Regions from separate parts of the Homo sapiens genome. Here regions 2, 3 and 4 are each linked to region 1. The links are chromatin contacts, found by Hi-C in ENCODE. All regions are on one chromosome and are shown on one strand. Each heading gives the region's core, a stretch centred on a gene start or an enhancer-like site at or near the end of the contact. The rest is flanking DNA. Distances are from core to core; before and after follow the strand shown.

What was found. Hi-C counts contacts between places; a loop is a spot of excess contacts on that map. Pooled maps may share reads with other maps.
Region 2: a pooled map shows a loop between it and region 1 (17-fold over the local background). The contact joins the promoter of ZBTB8OS here to the promoter of CDCA8 in region 1. A Hi-C loop is called at or near these places in 7 of 50 pooled maps.
Region 3: a loop to region 1 is called in a pooled map, with 29 times the contacts of the local background. The contact joins the promoter of DMAP1 here to the promoter of CDCA8 in region 1. A Hi-C loop is called at or near these places in 5 of 50 pooled maps.
Region 4: a loop to region 1 is called in a pooled map, with 4 times the contacts of the local background. The contact joins the promoter of LAPTM5 here to the promoter of CDCA8 in region 1. A Hi-C loop is called at or near these places in 6 of 50 pooled maps.

Annotation. Positions count from the first base shown.
Region 1 is chr1:37,691,140-37,693,839 of GRCh38, forward strand. It overlaps CDCA8 (cell division cycle associated 8), which reads left to right and starts at 1,377. Exons shown (of 10, transcript NM_001256875.2): 1 at 1,377-1,645; 2 at 1,766-1,894. The coding sequence starts at 1,552. It also overlaps a transcript of AIRIM not described here. RefSeq lists enhancers at 118-628, 629-1,138, 911-1,100, 1,139-1,649, 1,650-2,158 and silencers at 431-490, 511-680.
Region 2 is chr1:32,649,100-32,651,799 of GRCh38, forward strand. It overlaps ZBTB8OS (zinc finger and BTB domain containing 8 opposite strand), which reads right to left and starts at 1,451. Exons shown (of 7, transcript NM_178547.5): 1 at 1,334-1,451. The coding sequence starts at 1,430. It overlaps RBBP4 (RB binding protein 4, chromatin remodeling factor), which reads left to right and starts at 2,109. Exons shown (of 12, transcript NM_005610.3): 1 at 2,109-2,223. The coding sequence starts at 2,208. RefSeq lists enhancers at 48-187, 1,321-1,908, 1,909-2,497, 2,658-2,700 and a silencer at 1,788-2,357.
Region 3 is chr1:44,212,111-44,214,810 of GRCh38, forward strand. It overlaps DMAP1 (DNA methyltransferase 1 associated protein 1), which reads left to right and starts at 1,361. Exons shown (of 10, transcript NM_019100.5): 1 at 1,361-1,748; 2 at 2,240-2,331; 3 at 2,593-2,700. The coding sequence starts at 1,644. RefSeq lists a silencer at 670-769 and enhancers at 1,167-1,461, 1,200-1,439, 2,205-2,700.
Region 4 is chr1:30,756,416-30,759,115 of GRCh38, forward strand. LAPTM5 (lysosomal protein transmembrane 5) reads right to left here and starts at 1,359. Exons shown (of 8, transcript NM_006762.3): 1 at 1,244-1,359. The coding sequence starts at 1,330. RefSeq lists enhancers at 166-962, 1,091-1,370, 2,439-2,508.

The DNA.
Region 1 (2,700 bases), core at 127-2,626:
GAAGAGCGACATTCAAATATTTGTTGCATATGGAGCAACAGACCAGGGTGGAAGAGAGAGAAAGGACTTTCCAGGAAGGTCCAGGCTTGCCAGGACTTCTATGCTTGGACTGCTCTGTCCCCAAGCTCGCTGGTGCCCATCAGGAGCCTGCTTGGCACCTTTGCTTATTTCTTCGATTGTTCCTCAACTCAGAGGGGGAGAGGCAAGATTATCACTCCCATAGCCTATAACATGCACGCTTAAACACAACCCCTCTGACATGGCTTCAGACCGCATCCACAGGTGAAAAGCACCAAATCCAAACAATCAGGCCACAAACCCGTCAAGAGCTCGCCGGTCTGGCCGTCCAGTCGCCGCCCGCCTTGAGACTCAGCCTGAGCTACAGCTTCGAAACTAGCCTCTAGCCTTCTGGGTCTCAGCACAACTCTTGAGCAATCCAACCCTGTGGCCGTGGGCAGATACCAAGATGCACAGTTAGCACCTCCGACAGGACCGCGGCTCGGCGGGGCTCGCCGTCTACACGCCCATTCCCAGGCCCACGGCCACGACACCCAGAGCTGCCTCCTGCCCTGGGCTCCCTGGAGCCTGGTGGCCGCGGCTCATGCTGCAGTCACCGTGTGGCCAGCTGCCAAGCGCCACTACTTGCACCTGAAGTCGCAGCCCCGCGCTGCGCACCCAGTCGAGGCGCCAACACGCGAACTGGGCGGGAGTGGCCGGCCCGCGGGGGAGCGAGGAACGACAGGGTTCCCCCCACTCGCTGCCCAGACTGGCCGCGGGATAGCGCGCCCCCCCCAAAGCCTGCACCCCTGCCCTGCTCCTCTATCATTCCGTCCCCCTTGCTCTGTCAAACCCTGCCGGGGCTGCTCTGTCTCTGCCGACCCGCCACTTGCCCGAAGTTCGGCCTGAGGAGCTTGGGGCCCTGAGGAGCGCCGACGTAGGCAGCCAGCCAGTCAATCAGTCAGAGGGTCACGGCGGCCCCTCGGCTACTCAGTGGCAGCCAGGCCAGAAAGAAGCAGCCGCCAACCCTGGAGCAGAATCCTACAGCCGACCTGACCTAGTAGGCCCCCAGCCCTCCAGAGCTTGGGGTATTGCAGAGCCGCCACAAGGCCTGCCGGGAGTAGTAGTTTGTATAGTTCGCAGCCGGCCAGGGCGGAGCCGGGTGGGTTGGTGGGGAGGGCGGGGAAACAAGCCTGGACCACAACTCCCAGGAGTACCCGCGACGGCGGCGGCCTCGCTGTCGCACTCAGGCTATAGGGGGCGCATTGGGCGGAAGACCCTGGGCCGGCAGGAACTTGCTTGTGATTGGATGTTGTGGGACGGCGGCTTCTCATTCGTCAGCCTGTGACTGTGGAGTTTGAATTGGGTGGCGGTTGACTGTAGAGCCGCTCTCTCTCACTGGCACAGCGAGGTTTTGCTCAGCCCTTGTCTCGGGACCGCAGGTACGTGCCTGGCGACTTCTTCGGGTGGTCCCCGTCCGCCCTCCTCGTCCCTACCCAGTTTCTTGCTTCCCTGCCCCATCTCCGCCGCTCCCCGCAGCCTCCGCCGAGCGCCATGGCTCCTAGGAAGGGCAGTAGTCGGGTGGCCAAGACCAACTCCTTACGGAGGCGGAAGCTCGCCTCCTTTCTGAAAGACTTCGACCGTGAAGGTAAGGGGCCAGGCCGTCGCGGCCTCCTGGGGCGGTCGCGGGATGCTGGCGGGTGGGGACACGAGCTGCACAGATTCGCCCGCCCGTGACCCGTGTCCTGTCGGCTCTGCCCTCCCGCAGTGGAAATACGAATCAAGCAAATTGAGTCAGACAGGCAGAACCTCCTCAAGGAGGTGGATAACCTCTACAACATCGAGATCCTGCGGCTCCCCAAGGCTCTGCGCGAGATGAACTGGCTTGACTACTTCGGTAAGAGCTGGAGAGCTTCCCTGGGCGGAGGCCAGGAGCCCCTTGGGGTTAGGTGACACCCTTCAGAAAGGGCTCGCTCAGATGTCACCTTTTAATGAGATCTGACATGACCACTTATGGAAAATTGCAGACCCTTTCACTCTCTGTCTCACTTCCCTACTTCATTTTTCTCTATGAAAAATGGGGGGGTGGTTGGGGGGCGGCGGGCGGGGCGGTCTCTGTCGGACAACTCAGCTCTGCTGTTTACAGGTCCAAAACAGCTGTAGTGAATGGGCATGGATGGGCTGTATTCCAATAAAATTTTAGTTATGGATACACTGAAATGTGAATTTCACATAATTTTCACACATCAGGAAATTTATTTAATTTTTTTTAAACAGAGTCTCACTCTGTCACCCAGGCTGGAGTGCAGTGCAGTGCAGTGGTGCGATCCCTGCTCACTGCAACCTCCACCTTCTGGGTTCAAGTGATTCTCCTGCCTCAGCCTCTGGAGTGGCTGGGATTACGGTCGCCTGCCACCATGCCCCGCTGATTTTTGTATTTTCAGTAGAGACGGGGTTTCACCATGTTGGCCAGGCTGGTCTCGAACTCCTGACCTCAAGTGATCCACCTACATAGGCCTCCCAAAGTGCTGGGATTACAGGAGTCAGCCACTGCGCCCGGCCAGAAAATAGTATTTTTAAAAATATATGTATATTTTACCCATTTAAAAATGAATGAATAAATGACATGGTTAGTTAACCAGAGCTCAGATAGAAGAATAACCCGAAGCAGCTCCTTCTGCAGCTTATGGAAATTGCTAACCT
Region 2 (2,700 bases), core at 201-2,700, 5.0 Mb before region 1:
TGGGATTACAGGCGCCCACCATCATGCGCAGCTAATTTTTGTATTTTTAGTAGAGACGGGGTTTCACCATGTTGGCCAGGCTGGTCTGGAACTCCTGACCTCAGGTGATCCACCCACGTCAGTCTCGCAAAGTGCTGGGATTATAAGTGTGAGCCACCGCAAACGGCCTATAATATTTTAAAATTGTTTTTAAGTGAGAGAAGGGGATATGCTAGGAGGTATGCCAGCTCCAGAAAGCACATTGCCTAGAATACTATGGTAAATAAGTAGATTTTACAGAGAGGACAATGAGAAATTAATGAAAGATTTTAAGCAGATAAATAAAAGTCAGATTTGTGCTCCCCAAACCACAGCTACCTTTAGGGATGACAGCTTAACGTTTAATATAGAATTTAAGAGACAAAGATAGGTTATGTGATTTGCCTAAAGTCACTAAGCGAATAAATGGCAAAACCAGCTGGGCACTGCAGCGCGGGCTATGATCGCTCCATTGCACTCCAGCCTGGACGACAGAGCGAGACCCCATCTCTAAAAACACACACACACACACACACACACACACACACACATTTTTTTTTTTTTTTGAGACAGAGTTTCGCTCGTTGCCCAGGCTGGAGTGCAATGGGGCGATCTCGGCTCACCGCAACCTCCGCCTCCCGGGTTCAAGCGATTCTCCTGCCTCAGTCTCCCGAGTAGCTGGGATTACAGACATGCTCCACCACGCCCAGCTAATTTTGTATTTTTAGTAGAGACGGGGTTTTTCCATGTTGGTCAGGCTGATCTCGAACTTCCGACCTCAGGTGATCCGCCCGCCTCGGCCTCCCAAAGTGCTGGGATCACAGGCCTCAGCCACCGAGCCCGGCCTAAAATAATCATTTTTAAAAATCACAATCATAAATGGCAAAACCAGGTTTTTTGCTAATATGATCGAGGTGAAACATCAAGTTAGAAATCCCCTAATTAGCTTTCCGAGTCCTCTAACCTCGCACACTCTAATCTCACCGTTGGGAAATACATGGGGGTAACAACCCTGCAAACGCCTGAAAATATGGTTATCTTTAGAATTTACGAAGATAAATGTGATTAGGCACATGTGGAAGAAGTTCAAGAGACTGTAAATGAGGGAGGCCAGGTTTCGCGACTATTAAACCAGGTGGCTTTTTCCTTCAGCATCCCCAGGAGAAGTACGAACGCGACTACAACAGCCGGCACAAATGGGATCATGCCTGAAGTACCCATGGGGCACAGTAGAAAGAGCAGCAGGAAGCCGCGGGTAAGGAGAGGGGATGCCTGTGTGCTTACATGTAAAGAGAGAAGTAAGCCACCTACTCACACTCGTACTTCCTATTGACTGGCGGATACTTGGCCTTGATCGCCTTCTGTTCTTCAGTCAAATTGTAATCTCTAACATCTTCCTCTTCCTGCGCCATGACTGCAGGATTAGACACTCTACTTCCGCCCTTCATCCACCGGACTTCGGCCCGGAGTTACTACTTCCGCTCTAGACTCCGCCCCTTGGCGCACACCCTTAAAGGACCACACTCCTTTCTCGGAGTTGGCTGTTGACCTACTTTAGTCCCTACCCTGCCGCTTGGATCGCATATTTAAAAAGCCAAAACCCCATCTTCTGCGATTCCTTCATTACTAGTTCTTTCCAAAGACTAAGGAAAAACGTTGAAGGGCACCTTGAATGAAACCCGTCTGGGTCTGACTGGCGAGGTTCTTTCCCCCGCTTCACCCCCAAAATTGATAACTAGACCCGAAGGCATTCTAGATTTTTCATCTCAGTACTCTGAAAGGGTCGTAAGCTTAATAGCCTTCAAGAAAATGGCTGCCCTCTTGCCGCGGGAGTGTGCGGACCAAACCTCTCTCACGTGACCCTGACCGGGCGCAGTCCCGTCAACGCCGGCGCGCGCAATCGCTGGAAGTCGGCTCGGGGAGGCGTGGGGGGAGGGGCGGAGCGCGCGCCTCGGTCCCCGCGGAAAGCTACTCCGCGCGTCTGGATTGGTCGCGAACGCGGCTTCCCCGCCCATCCCGCCATTAGGAGCGCTCCCATTGGCTGATGTTGGCGCGAAGGTGCGCGAGTCAGCCCTCGCGCTGGGGGCGCAGGAAACAATAGAGGCCGCGCGCACAGAGCGAGCTCTTGCAGCCTCCCCGCCCCTCCCGCAACGCTCGACCCCAGGATTCCCCCGGCTCGCCTGCCCGCCATGGCCGACAAGGAAGGTGAGGGTGCCGGGGCCGACCCAGGAGGGCAGTGGGTGCCTGGGCTGAGCCGCGGCCTCGACATGGCCTAACAGTGAGGGCAGGCCCGAGTTTGCCGAGTGCAGTCCCCGGTACTGAAGGCGTGAAGAGGGAACTCCCCGCGGGGCGTGCTAACGGCTCGCCAGTTCCCTGGGACCGATTTCGGTCGCAGCTGGCGAAGCCAGCGGTGGGGCCCCCGGCCAGTGTTTGTTTCTCTTCCTGCCTCCGATATCGGTTTCTCGGCCTCTGTCCCGAGCGTGGGGACACCGCTTCCTACCCACAAGGCTCGGAGCTCGGGCCTCCTCGTCGGGCTTGTGAGTTTCGGCGCGCACGAGCGTGCTCCGAAGGCCTGGCTGGCCCCTTGGCCTGGAACGGGTAACGGAGTGTTTGGCGGGGATGGCCCGAGGAGTTTCGGCGCCGCGAAAGTGGAGAGTGTGGATGCCTCTGCCGTGGGGATTT
Region 3 (2,700 bases), core at 111-2,610, 6.5 Mb after region 1:
TGCATGCCCAGAGTCTAGAATAGTGCCTGGCACATACATTCCTTTATGTACTGTGATCCCTGTCTTCACAGAAATGAGTCTATTAGAGATATATATTAAACAAGTAATTACACAATTAATTAACTACAACTAGGGTCAAGTGTTTCAGGCAGCCAATTGCTCTCTCCCTTTCTGGCTCCAAGGACCATTTCCTTACCCTGTGGACAATTTCTGCTGTAAGACTGTGACTTCCTCCGGCAACTGTTTGGAGCTCAGTGGATCCATCCAGGAATCAGACCCAGGAACAGGTTTGTACCTCCAGGCCTAGTTCTCCAAAGTTTTGGGGACTAGTCAGGCTTGTGGCTACAGCTGTTGTATCCCCTTGTCTTCTCCAGGCCAGAACAGGCTACACCACTTATAGCTAACTTGCGCAAACTGTCTGCTCCTCTAGTCCCTGCTGGTATCTTTGGCAGGTCTCGACTTGGGGTCTGGCCTTCTTAATGCCTTAACAAGCCCCACCCTATCCCACAGGCTATGTGTCCTTCAAATTGACAGGCTGGTTTGCAGACTGCTGAAGCTGGGAGCTGCTTTCCTTGTCCCTTGTGCCCTTCCTCAGGACCTCCTGTCTCTCTCTTTCCAGGAAGATCCCCAGGTTTATTCCCTTGAGGGATACTTCTAAGCTGGTTCCTGCTTGGGGCTGTGTTTTGGGCTTCTTCGTAGCCCAAAGAGTGCAGCTAGCTCCTGTACTAGTGAAGTGCCACGAAGCTGGCCTCCAGGAAATCCCCACGAGGCCACAACCCACAGCTATCTCCATCAGAGGAGGTGCAAATGAGGGCCCACACCTTACTCCATTTTGGCAGCCGCCCTAGGAAGCTCTGCCTTTATTTCTTCATCTTCAAGCTTATCACAATTTGAAGTTTATCTCTTCACCTCCAAGCTTAGCACAGTGCCTAGTACATATTAGCACTTAATGAAGAGGGGGCAATTCAAATCATTAACTCATTTAATAAAAAAATAGTAAATGTCCCACGCACCGTGCTAATGTTTTACAAGGATTCTTGGTATTTCATTTACACAGGTGCCATTACAATTTCCATTCGGCAAATAAAGAAAAAGGTCCAGAGAAATTAAGTGACTTCCCAAAGTCACAAAGTTCTGGTATCTCTTCACTGCCTGAGACGCAACGGAGCATCGTAGAGGGAAAATGCCAGAAAGCAGGCAGTGCACCAATGAAAACAGGCTCGCGGGAGAACCAAAGGGTGGCAAGCTCAGCACGGCCAGTAGCTTTCACCCTCGGTTGCCAGTCGGCTTCGTTTCCTACAACACCGACCGGAAGTGTTTCTGTCGGCCGCGTTCCGAATGAGCACCGCCGGAAGTTTCTGCCGCGGCTTTGCGGGGACGGGGGAGTGGTAGTGGGGGCTGCAGCTGCCGGACCCAGGTGCGGAAGTGCGAGGGCCCAGGTGGCTGAAGGGGCCGTTAGGAACATCCAAGCGGTGGGGCACAGGCAGATCCCCGACCTGACCTGGACCACCCTTCTCCTCTTGGCCCGCCCCTTCAACTCGCCTCCGCTTAGGTCTGGATTGGCCCCGCCCCCTGACCTGAGCCTGGTCCTTCTTCAGGCACTGACCCTTGACCTCCGGTGGCTCCCCCATCTCTCAGGCGCGATGGCTACGGGCGCGGATGTACGGGACATTCTAGAACTCGGGGGTCCAGAAGGGGATGCAGCCTCTGGGACCATCAGCAAGAAGGACATTATCAACCCGGACAAGGTAGCAGGGGCACCTGAAAGCGTTGACTAGGGGAGGGTAGGGGAGTGAAGATGGGGAGGAGTGACAACGGGCAAGGGATGGGTGCTACACTTACAGTGAGTTGGGCGATAAAAGGGGTGACATAACAGGACAGGGAATATGTGTCATCCTTGATGGGAGGGAGGAGATGGGACATCGTGGGAGATGGTGGGACCAAGAGGGTATGACACCTCTAAGAGCTGAGAGGACCAGGCAAGTGTGATTTTTGCAAGATATTGTTGGGGAGAGATCAAGACATTGTAACAGTCTGAGAGTTGGTGGGATGGGGAGGGGACTGCTCTGATTTGGGCGTAGGATGGTGTTCCTGGGAGTGGGTTTCTGTGCCTTTACAGTGTGTCAGTTTGCCTGTCATTGACCCTGTAGGTGCTGCTTTGTTCAGGGATTGAGCTGGACTAAAGAATTTTCAGGAAAGGGTCTAGGTTGTGGTTCCTTTCTGTGGTTTCCTTCCTCAGAAAAAATCCAAGAAGTCCTCTGAGACACTGACTTTCAAGAGGCCCGAGGGCATGCACCGGGAAGTCTATGCCTTGCTCTACTCTGACAAGAAGCAAGTATTGGAGTCCCAAGTCCCCCAGGTTTTGGCCCCTGATTCACCTGCCATGCCCCTAACTCCTAGTTTTCTCTAACAATTTTCTCCTCCCCAGCAAGGGCTCCTGCTTGCTTAGCAGGATGCAGGAGGACCTGAAGTCTTTTGCTCCAGGACATGACTTTCTTGCTATAGGGTAGGGTAGATCAGCTCCCTGGGACAAAAAGCTCTTTAACACACCTTCTGATTCTAACCTCGCATCTCCCTAAACCTCCCTGCCAGGGATGCACCCCCACTGCTACCCAGTGACACTGGCCAGGGATACCGTACAGTGAAGGCCAAGTTGGGCTCCAAGAAGGTGCGGCCTTGGAAGTGGATGCCATTCACCAA
Region 4 (2,700 bases), core at 109-2,608, 6.9 Mb before region 1:
TGCATGCTTTGTATGTATCAACTCCCTGAGCCTCACAACAAACCCTATCAGATGGGTATGATAATTCACATCCCCATTTTTTTAAATGAGAAAACTGAGGCTCAGAGAGGTTAAGTAAATTGCCCAAGGCTGCAGAGCTGGGAAGCAGGGAAGCCAGGATTTGCATGCAGGAGTCTGCATCCAGAGGCCGTGGGCTAACCACTGAACAGCATCGCCCCCCTGAAGGCTGGGCTCTTGCCACAGCTCTGCCTGCCCTGCCTGTGACAGGAAGCAGACGCAGGCAGGTCTGAGTTTGCAGCAACCCACCGCAGCATGTGGATCTAGGCTAATTTTGAGGAAGCCCTTCCAGACTCATGAGAAAACTGTTAACCACAGGCCCTGAGTCACCCCAGGAGGAAGTCGCTTGGGTCTAGGGGAGATGAGTGTGGCCAGGAGTTTGGGAGTAGGGTGGGTCTAGGCAGGACAGTACAAGGACACTGACCCTCAGCCACCCCAGGCAGAGGGGCAGCCTTGGCCCCCGGGCACTGTGACTTGCCCAAGACCACACTGTGAGTCACCAGGAAAGGAGGAACCAGTGACAGCCGTGACTTCACAAGTTGCCCAACAAGAGCTTGGGCCGGACAAGTTACCCTAATGATTAGCACAGGTCTCAAGTTCTCTTTGGTGGGCAGAAGGCCGTGGTTTGACTGAGCTGGAAGCTGAGAGGACACGGCCCCTGCCTCCCCACTGGAGGCACAAAGGGGAGATCCCCACTTCTCATCCCCTCGAGTGGCCCAGGCTCCCTCCAGGCCCCAGGGGAAGAATCGGGGCTGTGTCTGCGGCCGACCTCACATCCCGGTCAAACAATCCCAGCCCACGTTCCTCCCAAGATCCCTGCCTTCCAAAGCACTTTCACATCTGCTGTTGGCTTTGCACACAAATAACCTTCCGGCTGCTGCTGTGCCCCATCTCACAGAGGCAGAAACGGAGCCAGCCTCGGAGTGAACGTCAGTTACATTTGCCTGGAAAGTGGATTCCAGCTCCCTTACTCCTCACTCTTGCGGCATCTCCCCAGGGTACCCCCAGCCATTTGACAGAGAAGGAAACTGAGGCCCAGAGCAGGACAGGGATTTGCCCAGGGTCCCCCAGAGAGGTGGAGAGCAGGAGTTCTTTCATTTGTGGGGCTCCGTAGATGACGGGTCACCGCAGACATTCACACTCACACAAGCACGCACGCACACACACCCGGGGCCCGCACACTCACCACATGGTAGATGGCCAGGGCGGTGGTTGCGATGCGGACATTGAAGCAGCAGCAGGTCTGGCGGACAGTGGACAAGCGGGGGTCCATGGTGCTGCCGTCCCCTCCTCTGAGACACTGAAGGGGAAAGAGCCTGGTGCCTGGAGCAGGGCAGAGAAGGGGAAGCTGCTGGCTGCCCTCCTCACTTCCTTCCTGCCCCTTAGACAGGCAGGGACAAGGTCGTCACAGCTGGGGCGGGGCAGCTGGGGAGGGGGAGTGGGGACAGGGCAGCAGCCTGCCTCAGAGCACCCCACTGCCCTCTGCCATTCCCAGGAGGGGGTTCCAGAGAGGACAGACCCTAACACGGTCATCATGCCCTTCTCTGCACCAGGGCCAGGGTTCCACCGTTTCACACAGCTTGCTTACTAGAAGAACACTACCAACTTTGGAAGCCAGGACTGTTACCAAGCCCATTTCCAGATGAGGAAACAGCTGTCCAGAGAGGTCAAGGCACTTGCCCCAAATCACACAGTAGTTAGCACTGGTGGCAGAATTCAAACCCAGATCTGTCTGGCTGCAAAAATAGCTATTGTCTAGGAGGCATTTCCTGCCTCTTCCAGGCATGCTCCTGGATTCACTCCTTTCATCCTCACCTCAATCCTTTGAGAGAGGTACTATTATGATCCCCATTTTACAGATGAAGAAACTGAGGCACAGAGAGGGGGAATGATTCGTGCAAGGTCACACAGCTAGTCAATGAAGGTGCAAGGATTTTAACTGAGGCTGACTGGTGCTAGAAGCCTCCCTGGAGCTGGTGTTCTCTCCCACTTCCTCACCCTGAGCCGCAGGGAGAAGCTTGTTCTTCCTAAGCTACGAAGAGGCGTGCAGGGCTCCAGACAAGGACGGAAGAATAACCAGGAAGCAAACCCATCAACTGTGCGCCAGGCCCTGGGCTAGGCTTCTCTTCTAGGTGGGTCAATAACTCTTCACAGCAATCTGTGAGACCCGAACCTCACTTTCAGGGCCTCAAGACCCAATCCCCATACTCACACAAAATCAGGGATTGCTTTTCCCCCTTGATCTTGCAAAAAGTTGGAATTAATAAGCCACAACTCTTAGGCAAGCTACCCTGGAATCTCTACTCCCTCCTCAGATGATAAATTATCCATATTGCAATAAAGAAAGGGAATAGGAAGTACATGCAACATTTCTGGAAGAAGCCCTGCTTCATTCCACAGCTGAGCCCCTTTGCAATGCCAAGCTTCTAGTGCAGAGCAGACAGGAACTGCCATGAAGCCCTGCCCTCCCAGGAGATCATGGAGTTAGGATTGGACACTGCTGCAGCCCATCATTTCTGCCCCAGGAGAGGTTATAGAAAGTCCCTAAGCTCCTCCCACTTGGCAGGAGTTGCTCTGTTAGACCCACAAAACTTGATTGGTGGACTTGATCAATCCATTCTCCATGTGCCAATGAGACCAAGG